2 separate regions of the Homo sapiens genome follow, and region 2 is linked to region 1. Evidence: read pairs that join two places in POLR2A ChIA-PET (ENCODE). Cell type or tissue: B cell. All regions are shown on one strand.

Region 1 (5,000 bases):
CAAAGGTCCTGAACTAGTCTCTATTCCCCACTGGGCTTCTGCACTCCTAATATTGGGGTGTTGCAGGGGCTATTAAAGGGTTTGAGGAGGCCCTGCATCTTTAGGTTATTAATAACGGCTTCTAGCCCTTTCCTAGCCTCTGGGCTCAGGGGATACTGTCTCTGGTTAGGAAAAGAAGTGAGATCCTTAAGATAGATCTGGACTGGCCTAGTGGTTATAGCTCGACCTATCCTTCCTTGAGTTGCCCACACTTGTAGTTTAATGTTAGCTTCCATCGGGGGAGACAAAGAGTTTGTCCTGGGGCTGTATGGATGCTGGCCCCCATGCAAGCTAGACTATCTCTTCCTAATAAAGGAGCAGGACTTTCAGCCATGATTTTAAAAGCATGTGTAAATAGTAGGTCCCCCCATCTGCAGGTAAGAGGTTGAGAAAAATATCAGGTTAGAATTTTTCCTGAGACACCCCTTATAGTCATACTATGGGAAGAGGGGAGGCCTGGATTAGAGGAGAAGAGAGAGACTGGCTCCAGTATCCAGAAGGAGATCTACCTTCCTTCCTTCCTTTGATTTCCAGAATCACCCAAGGTTCCTGTGCTGTAATGGCAGTCTGAGTCGCTGGAGCTAGGGGTTTGAGCCCCCGGGACCCATCAGTCTTGCTGGACCATCTGTGAGACTGGTTCTGAACCCAGTGACCTCCGTCTCTGGGGGCAGATCTGTCTCCAGTGGTCTCCGCCACAGGCTGGACAGGGTCGAGGTGGCTTTGTCTTGCTACCTGGACATTCTTTCTTAAAATGCCCTGATTTGCCACATCGATAACAGCTAGTGGATGCACCTTGGGGATTCTGGACTTTGCAAGCTTGCACCACTGCTACTAGAGCCTCTGTTGTTTTCCTGTATTTTCCTTTCCTTTTATTGGGCTTCCTCCTGATCCCTATTGTAAAAGACCGAAGTGGCTTTCTTAGGAGGTTTTCTAGGGTACTATCTGGCCCTATAGCTTGCTTTTATAGTTTCCTTTTAATATTGGGAGCTACCTGTGTAATAAACTTGTCCTTGAGAATGAGCTGTCCCTTGATTGAATCGGGATAAATAGGTATGTTTTATTAGTGCCTCTCTCAGCCTTTCCATAAAGGCTGTGGGATTCTCGTTTGGTCTTTGGTCTATCATGGACAGTTTAGAGTAATTGAGAGGTTTGGCCCTGGTTTTCCATGGGCCCTCTAATACACACCTTAAAAGTGCTTCCTTTTCCATTCATTTCCTGAGTTACTGGTGTTCCAGTCAGGGTTGTCTACCAGAACTGCTTCCTTTCCTAGTAGGAATGGAGTTTCCACTTCTTCCTCACCTTCCCTATCTCCTCTTTGTCTCCTCGGTTTGCTACAGGAGGCATGTTGCTCATCTCCATATTTTTCTGCTGCCTGCAGAACTTTCTGCTTTTCAGCTTCAGTGAGGGTCTGACGTAGCAGCAACGTAACATCCCTCTATGTGAGGTCAAATACCTGAGTTAAATTTTGGAAAATTTCTATATACCTACCTGGGTTGTCAGAAAATCGGCCTAAGTCTCCCTTTATTTGCTTAAGGTTCTGTAATGAAAGGGAACTTGAACCCTCATGGCACCATTCCCATCAAGCACTTCCTGCAGCAGTAAGAGTGAAATGGGGAGAGTAGGATATACTGGAAATGGTGGAGCTAGAGGAGCTGATGGTACAATTGGAGGGGGACTGGAAGCATTGGGACATTCAATAGCTGTCTCAGATTGCTCCTTTGGAACCTACTTTAGCTCTGGGAAAGGCCTATGGGCTTGCCTGCCATGGCTGGTAAAAGAACTGGGTCAGTTGTCCAGGACTTGTAAAGGTCTGGGTTTCACAGGGCAAAGAAAGTCTATACATAGGGGACCTCAGTCCATTTGCCCTTCTGTCTATAGAAAAGATCTAACTGTTGGATGACATTAAAATCAAGGCTCCACCAAGCAGGCCAGGTTTGTCCATCTCCAAGATGATAAGAAGGCCATGCCCTTGTGCAATAGACTATGAGGCATTTTTTCTTCAAAGTCTCAGGGTTGAAGCAGTCCCAGTGTTTTAAAATCCACTCCAGGGGACCACATGCTAAAGATGATCTGTTACCCGTTTAGAAAGAGAAGTGAGAATAAAAGTGTCCTTTTAGTCTCCTTCCTTTCTGTATATGACCCAGGGTGGAGAAGAAAACAGTGGGGGCGTCCCCCAACTATTTTCCCTCGCTAGTTCCTAGGTCCCACCTCCCTGTTAAATGTGCTGCCCATGACTGTAGGTGTGACCCTCCAAGCCATGGCACCAGAGGAACTAGACTTTTGGGCCTAGTCGCACTTCCCCAAGCAGCTCTAGTCCTCTGCTTATATTTCCCTTCAACCTCCTAGACTTCTGCGACCTGTGTACCTCCCTAAAAAAAACAGATCTCAAGAAAAACTACGTAATTGGGCAAGGCCCCTTTAATGGAGGGGGTATGCTAGATTGAACTCTATATCCTGCTATTATGGCCCATGCTAAAGCATTTACCCTTAGAAAAATGGTTCCGGTTAACTTCTGGACTTAAAATCCCCTTACTAGCTCAGTACTACCTTAATCAGAGACAGAATAGGTGCCTTAAAGGAACGTAGGAACCAAACGGCCATTTTCCTGCTGATGGGACAATATTGAGACTAAAATTTGGCCACAGAAGACATTTAACTCCTATCTGTTGAAAGCAGAATTTTCCTGTTCACAGAAGAGGCTTAGAGCCCGATTTCTAGTGGTGCAAAAGGAAGCTGCAGTGTTACCATAAAAGAAAAAAAAATGTGCCTCATGAAGATTTCTGTTTCCACTAGGTGGCACTGTTGGTTTAGAAATACTATTTGCTCGAGGCCGGGCTCAGTGGCTCACGCCTGTAATCCCAGCACTTTGGGAGGCCGAGGCAGGTGGATCACTAGGTCAGGAGATTGAGACCATCCTGGCTTGTAATCCCAGCACTTTGGGAGGCCGAGGCAGGTGGATCACTAGGTCAGGAGATTGAGACCATCCTGGCTAACACGGTGAAACCCCCATCTCTACTAAAAATACAAACAATTAGCTGGGCGCGGTGGCGGGCGCCTGTAGTCCCAGCTACTCGGGAGGCTGAGGCAGGAGAATGGCGTGAACCCGGGAGGCGGAGCTTGCAGTGAGCCGAGATCACGTCACTGCACTCCAGCCTGGGCGAAAGAGCGAGACTCTGCCTCAAAAAAAAAAAAAAAAAAAAAAAAAAAAAACCAAAGAAAGAAATACTATGTGCTCGCCAGAGTAGTAGTAGAGAGACCTGGAAATGCCATGCACTCTCCAGACCAAGGGCAGAGAGAGAGACGCTCACTCTGGGTGGGAGCGGGGAGGAGGGGGAGGAAAGGAACCCTCTGTTCCTAGAAGATTGCAACAGCATTCCTGAGCTAAACTCCTGGTTACTAAATTCCCGCACATCAGAGAGAGAGAGAGACTGTGGATAGAAAAAGAAGGAGAGTTTTGTGACAGGATAGCTGGGGATTCTCTGCCAAAACCCGAAATGGGCTGTTGGAGGCTGGGTCCGACCCAGAGGCCTTTGAATAACGCCAGGGTGTGTCCTGGCCAGAACTTTCCCAGCCTCACGCGATGGTAAGGTTTCCCCGTGAAAGGAAACTGATTCGAAACACGGCCGACACTCCCAATGACCCGTGGGTATTGAGGGGGGTTCTCCGTGTTCTCCACCAGCAAGCCTAACATCTGAGGCCTTAGAATGGCAGTCGTGATAAGCATATTTTTAACCAGCTGAAGGATGCCTGTTGATTGATTTGATTTGATTTTAAAATAGAGGCCAAGAGCCCCTCAGAATGATAGAACAGATTTTAAGCTTGCTCCTATACTCACCATCCGATGAATGTTGTACCTCGGATTCTTGGCCAACACACCAAAATGATATGGCTCTGATAACTGAAGGAACACCAGGGCCCTTTGTCTCGCACCAATTTAGATAAATAACATGGACACACGTGGAGTGGTTTTAAGGAATGGAGAGTTTAATAAGAAAGAAGAAAGAAGCTCCCCTGTACAGAGATGGAGGGTGGCTCCAAGCAGAGAGAGAAAACCCCAAGTGGAGCGGGAAAACAGTCGGTTCTATTAGGAGGCTGGAGGAGGTGGTGTCTGATTTTCATAGGGCCCAGGGGATTGGTTTGACCAGGTATGTCACTCAGGTAGCCCACGAAAAAAACTAGCCTTCCCACCCTAGCCTTTTAATATTCAAATACAGGCCACCATGATGTTCTGCACACGTGAAGATATCTGGGGTGGCCATGATGCTTGACACACATGGTGACAAGAAGAGGGTGGGAATCACCATATTGGATGGACCCGGTTTCTAATGGCTGGCATTTGCACATCAAAGCTTGCTATCCTGGCCCTTTAAGCTGCTTTTCTGCTAGAAAAGAAATGTTTTTGGAGCTGCATTATTAAAAGAAAAAAAAAAACCTTACTAAGCTGCATTATTAAAAGAAAACAAAACCTTACCAACCTTACCCTCTCTGTCTAAAATAATTTCTTAATAACTCCTATAATAGTTTTGCTATTTTAATTCAAGAATTTTCAGCTCTTTAAAATGAAAAGGAAACTGACATTGTGTCAGATTTCATGCTGACTGCATTATGTCCATTGTATCTCATTTTAATCCTCACAGCATTTTCATTGTGTGGATAAGTAAACTGACACCCAAAGTCATGTAGGCAATAAATCCAGTAATGTGGATTAGACTTTTAAGTCAGCTAACTCCAAGTCTAAGTTGAATCAGAACTTTTAGAAATTTCTAGATTCTCAAGTTTTTAATTTTATATTTTGAAGTTTACTCCATCAGTCATCATTTGTAATACTTAAAATGAGTAAGTAGAACATTAGCACTAAATCTGGGGAAAAACACCACAATTTCAAGTATTCAGCTAAGTAGCTGAGAATTCAACCTGTTAAATAATGATCGCTTTTTGAACTCAAAGATGTTTTTCCCCCT
Region 2 (5,000 bases), 1.6 Mb after region 1:
TTATTGCAACACTTTGGGAGGCCTAGGCAGGAGGACCACTTGAGCCCACGAGTTCAACTTTGCAGTAAACCATGATCCTGCCACTGCACTCCATCCAGGGCAACAGAGAAAGACTCTGTCTCTAAAGAAGAATATGATATACTGTTAAGAACTCTTTAGTTTACATCTATAAAATGGAGGCAACAGTAGTGTGTACTTCATAGGGTTGTTACGAGCATTAAATGAGTTAATATAAAGTGTTAACAGCAGTTCCTAGTACATAAAAGAGCTCAGTAAGCATTAATTAGTTAATATTACTATTGCCCACTGCACTGCCACTGTAAGGCAAAAAATAATAATTAGAAAAAAACTGCCAGGCCAGGTGCAGTGGCTCACACCTGTAATCCCAGCATGTCTGGAGGTCCAGGCGGGAGGATGGCTTAAGCCCAGGACTTTGAGACCAGCTTGGGCAACATAGAGAAAGAGACCCCATCTCTACAAAAAATTAAAAATGAGTCAGGCATGCTGGTGCACACCTGTATCCCCAGCTACTGGGCACAGCCTGAGGTAGGAGGATTCCTCGAGCCCAGTAGTTCAAGACTGCAGTGAGCTATGATCATGCCACTGCATTCCAGCCTAGATGACAGACTGAGACCCTGTCTAAAAAAAATACCAACTCCCCAGTTGGGGTGTCCAAGTATATCTAGGCAGCTGATTACTGGAATAAGGAACAGATAATAGAGAGAGACATACCCTACTGGTGGCCCTTTCACATCCTAACATTAGGTGATCACAATCTAGCGAGATGGGGAAAATCTATGAAAGTCAAACACATTAATAAACAGACTAAAGCTGTTCTGAGAAACATATGTGGCCAGGCGCAGTGGCTCTTGCCTGTATTCCCAACACTTTGGGAGGCCAAGGTGGGTGGATCATTTGAGATCAGGAGTTTAAGACCTGCCTCGTCAATATGATGAAACCCCATCTCTACTAAAAATAAAAAATTAGCCAGGCATGGTGGCACACACCTGTAGTCCCAGCTACTAAGGAGGCTGAGGTGGAAAAATTGCTTGAACCTATGAGGCGGAGGTTGCAGTGAGCCGAGATGGAACCACTGCACTCAGGCCTGGGCGACAGAGTGAGACCCTGTCTCAAAAAAGAAAAAGAAAAAGAAAAAAGAAAAACATATGTGAACATTTTAACAAGTGCAAAAAAAAAAGCACTTGAAAGTCCTAAACCAAGTTAAGACTGATAGGGAAAAAAAAAAAAATTATCAAAATTTATCAAAGCCTTTATAACAAATACCATGCTTGAAAATGAGCTTAAAGTCCCAGATTAGGGCCAAAACAAAGACGCCCACAAAATCACTACAATTTATTTGCTTTGCATTCATGTATTTTGTAAAATATTTTAAAACATTGAACTGTGGGCGGGGCACAGTGGCTCACGCCTGTAATCCCAACACTTTGGGAGGCTGAGGCAGGCAAATCACAAGGTCAAGAGTTCGAGACCAGCCTGGCCAACATGGTGAAACCCCATCTCTACTAAAAATACAAAAATTGGCCGGGCATGGTGGTGTGTGCCTGTAATCCCAGCTACTCAGGAGGCTGAGGCAGAAGAATCGCTTGAATCCGGGAGGCGGATGTTGCAGTGAGCTGAGATCACGCCACTGCACTCCAGCCTGGGCGACAGAGCAAGACTTCATCTCAAAAGAAAAAAGAAAAACAAACAAAGACAAAAAAACCCCACTGAACTGTGAGACTATTGATGCTATATGCCAAGGGCCAATGACTTTTTTTAATCCCTTTGGTAATATACATCCTGAAAACATTGTCAATCTGGATCAGATAATACCTGTTCCAAGTTTAGTTTAAAAAAAACAAACATTCATTATAAAATTTAGAAAAACTGAGTTTTGGTCAAGGCTTTGTCTTTAAAATTACTATTGTGACTTTTGACAAGTGAATTCATTTTTCTGGGCCTCAGTTTTCTCCTTTATAAAATGAAAAGGGGGCAGTTACTGGGTAATCTCTGGGGTCCTTTTCAATACTAATATCAGTTGTCCAAGATGAACTGTGAAGTCCTAATCGAGTATAATAACAAATCAACTTGAAATTGCCACTAGAGGGTGTCCTGCTCCAGGGCGGTATGCATGCCATAGGCTAATCTACAAAGCCAAGGGTGTATTTCTAGCATTTTACTGGTGCCTCAGTATTCCAACAGCTAAAGGATTATGGGACTCTGATTCAATTACTAACTCGTTCAGAACTGACGGTAGTCTTGCATCTGTATCAAAGCTAGTAATTGGGTAGAAAGCTGAAAGAAGACAGGATGTATGGAAAATTTTACAGAAACCCAGTGGAATTCTGAACATGGAGGAGGGAAGGTAGAGAATATGGAAAACCTAACCTAAAAGGGAAGGTTCATGGATGATGACAAGAGATTAAAGTCAATGATAACATCTAATCTAATAATCAGTATTAAATGACAGAGTCATCTCAGGAACATTTAAGTCACCTAAATTAATTACCTCTCTTTTTCCTCTTGATAGAGAAAATAGCCCTAAAATACAAGGCTATAATCATGATTATGTAATAGGTGCTTTAAATTCTTCTATTTTCTATTTTTTCTTGCTTGAAAGTTAAATATCATCTAAATAAAAATATTCACTAATCAGAATGACAAAATTAATGTAACTACTTTGTTGATTTTGACTAGCATTTTCTATTAGAATGAGTTGAGTACATTATCTCAAAGATACTCAAAGAATAATAAATAAGATGGCAGTTTCTCCAAAAAATAATCTTGGTATTAATATTTAAGACTACTAGCACACAACACTGTTTAATAGTACAGAAAGGCTAATGAATATACCTGAAAACTACCATGAAAAGTGTGCTTAATAAGGTAATTTGCTGAATTCTACCGAGAATCATTAAACAGTGCTAAAAGAGAATTTCAGCACCACTCAAAACAGCTAAAAAGACTGAGAAGAGTTCAAGTTACTGAGGTATTTAAAACACCAATAATGGCAGTTGGTTTAAGACCAAAAGTTATAACGCCTTTTAGGAGCTTTTATGCCTTGGGAGGGGCTGACGTTTCACACATCAAAGTTTGTCACCCAAGCAAAGCACAATTAATTAAATGGACACACAATCCAACCTTTTATATGTTTACAGTATAAAATTTTCCCAATAATTTTACAAAACTGGTTTTGAGATTCTATAGGCTGTAACTTTATGAAAACTTACTTCAGCATTATAAAACAGTTTTCAAAATCAATTCTACAAGATCCCAGATTCTGCCACTTTATGTTAAAAAGACTTTCCAGTGTATTGTACACCTGCAGCCATGTGTTCCTGTAAGTCTGTTATTATTCTTTACTTTTTACCAATTCTATTAGATTATCATTATTTGTTACCTGATCATACTCCAAGGCTCCTGGGTAGAGCGGCCATCCAAGAAATAATTCTGCAATCACACATCCCAATGACCACATGTCTATGGCTTCACAAAATGGCAACCCCAATATAATCTCTGGAGCTCTGAAATTTAAAATTAAAACAAAAATCAGGGTGGTTTTTCTCTAAAATTACCTAATTTCAACTGGCATTCTAGGAAGTTGGTAAAATGACAGAGGTATCACATTCTATGTATAGGAACTCTTCACTATTTCAGAACTCTTTGAAACCTAGACATAATCCTGAATTAATCTGAAAGGGGTACTATGAGTACAACATTTCTATAATAAAGTCTCTTCCACTGTAATCCTTTTCCCTTATAGTTTTACTAACATAACATTTTTTGAAAAAGGAAAAACATACATCTTGTTTTTAAGACTACAGCAGATCAGAAATAACACAATAGGAAGAGAACTGGCAAACTATTAAATACATACTATGACATCAGCAGAACTGAAAACCAGACATTGAGAGAGAAAACAAAAACAAAGCAAAATCCTCAAAGGCTAAAAGTGAATCTAGACCTAGATATTACTTCAGAATACAGTAATAAATATTTACCTAATTGGAGCCATTAGTCATCCAAGAGATTAAACTAAATTCAGTGTATTCTGTCTTAAAAGGCAGACAAGTATACAGCATATAACAACATAGTTAAAAAGCATTTCAGCACTTAAAAGTGTTTGGTCATTTGGGAAATGTACTCCAAGAAACATATTATTCCTAGATAAATTATGTTGCACCTTCATATGGATTTCCCTTGAGAAGATTCATGTTCTAAGACAGACTCCATGTACAGCTGTGTAATTCCAAAGAAGTCATATGGATCACAGTTATCCTAGATTAGTGTGCATGTGTTTAATTTTAAAACAATCTCAATCTTACAGAGAAGTTGCAAGAACAGTACATATTTTTTCCTTAAATCACCCGAGAATAACTTGCCAAATATCTGTATACTTTATAGTTCCTACAAAGAAGAATATTCTCCTACATAACCACAATACAATCATCAAAATCAAGAAATGAACTCTGATACATCTCCACCTTCTAAGCTTCAGACTCCATTTAAGTTTGGCCAATTATACTAATACCGTCCTTTTTGGCAAAAGGATCCAACTCAGGATCATGCATTGCATCTAGTTGTCCTATCTCTTTCAGTCTTTTTCAATATGGAATAATTCCTAAGTTTTGTCTAGATTTCCATGACCTTTGTATAACATATTACAGGACAGATATTTGAAGAAACGTCCCTCAGTGTGGGTTTGTCTGATGTTTCCTCATAATTAGATTCAGAGGAACATCACAGAAGTGATCATGTTTTCTCATTGTATCTTATTAGGCATGCAATTCTGATATGTTCCATTACTAATAATTTTTACTTTGATCACATGATGTCTGCTATATTTCTCTACTACTAAGTTCCTACTTTTCTCTTTCTAATTAAGTATTTTGTGGGATCTCAAATTGAAACTATATAAATAATCCATTTCTTATCAAACTTTCATTTTTTTCATTTATTTACCTGTATGAGTACAGATTAAAGGATTCCTACTTTGTTCA

The links. Peaks named below come from ENCODE experiments on the same cell type or tissue, not always from the same donor. Only the 100,000 strongest peaks of a DNase experiment are listed, where the experiment ranks them.
Region 2: POLR2A ChIA-PET joins it to region 1 with 7 read pairs; 1 of 35 experiments calls an interaction of 5 or more read pairs at or near these places.

Annotation. Positions count from the first base shown.
Region 1 is chr11:34,897,036-34,902,035 of GRCh38, reverse strand. The region is part of intron 1 of APIP (APAF1 interacting protein); the gene reads left to right. Among named protein-coding and RNA genes, the nearest start is that of APIP, 17 kb to the left of the region's middle. In B cell, no CTCF peak of the experiment used is centred here; a DNase peak (open chromatin) is centred at 2,289.
Region 2 is chr11:33,327,034-33,332,033 of GRCh38, reverse strand. It overlaps HIPK3 (homeodomain interacting protein kinase 3), which reads right to left. Exons shown (of 17, transcript NM_005734.5): 3 at 3,401-3,524. Among named protein-coding and RNA genes, the nearest start is that of KIAA1549L, 47 kb to the left of the region's middle. In B cell, CTCF peaks have their summits at 1,920 and 2,120 (motif pointing right); a DNase peak (open chromatin) is centred at 2,103.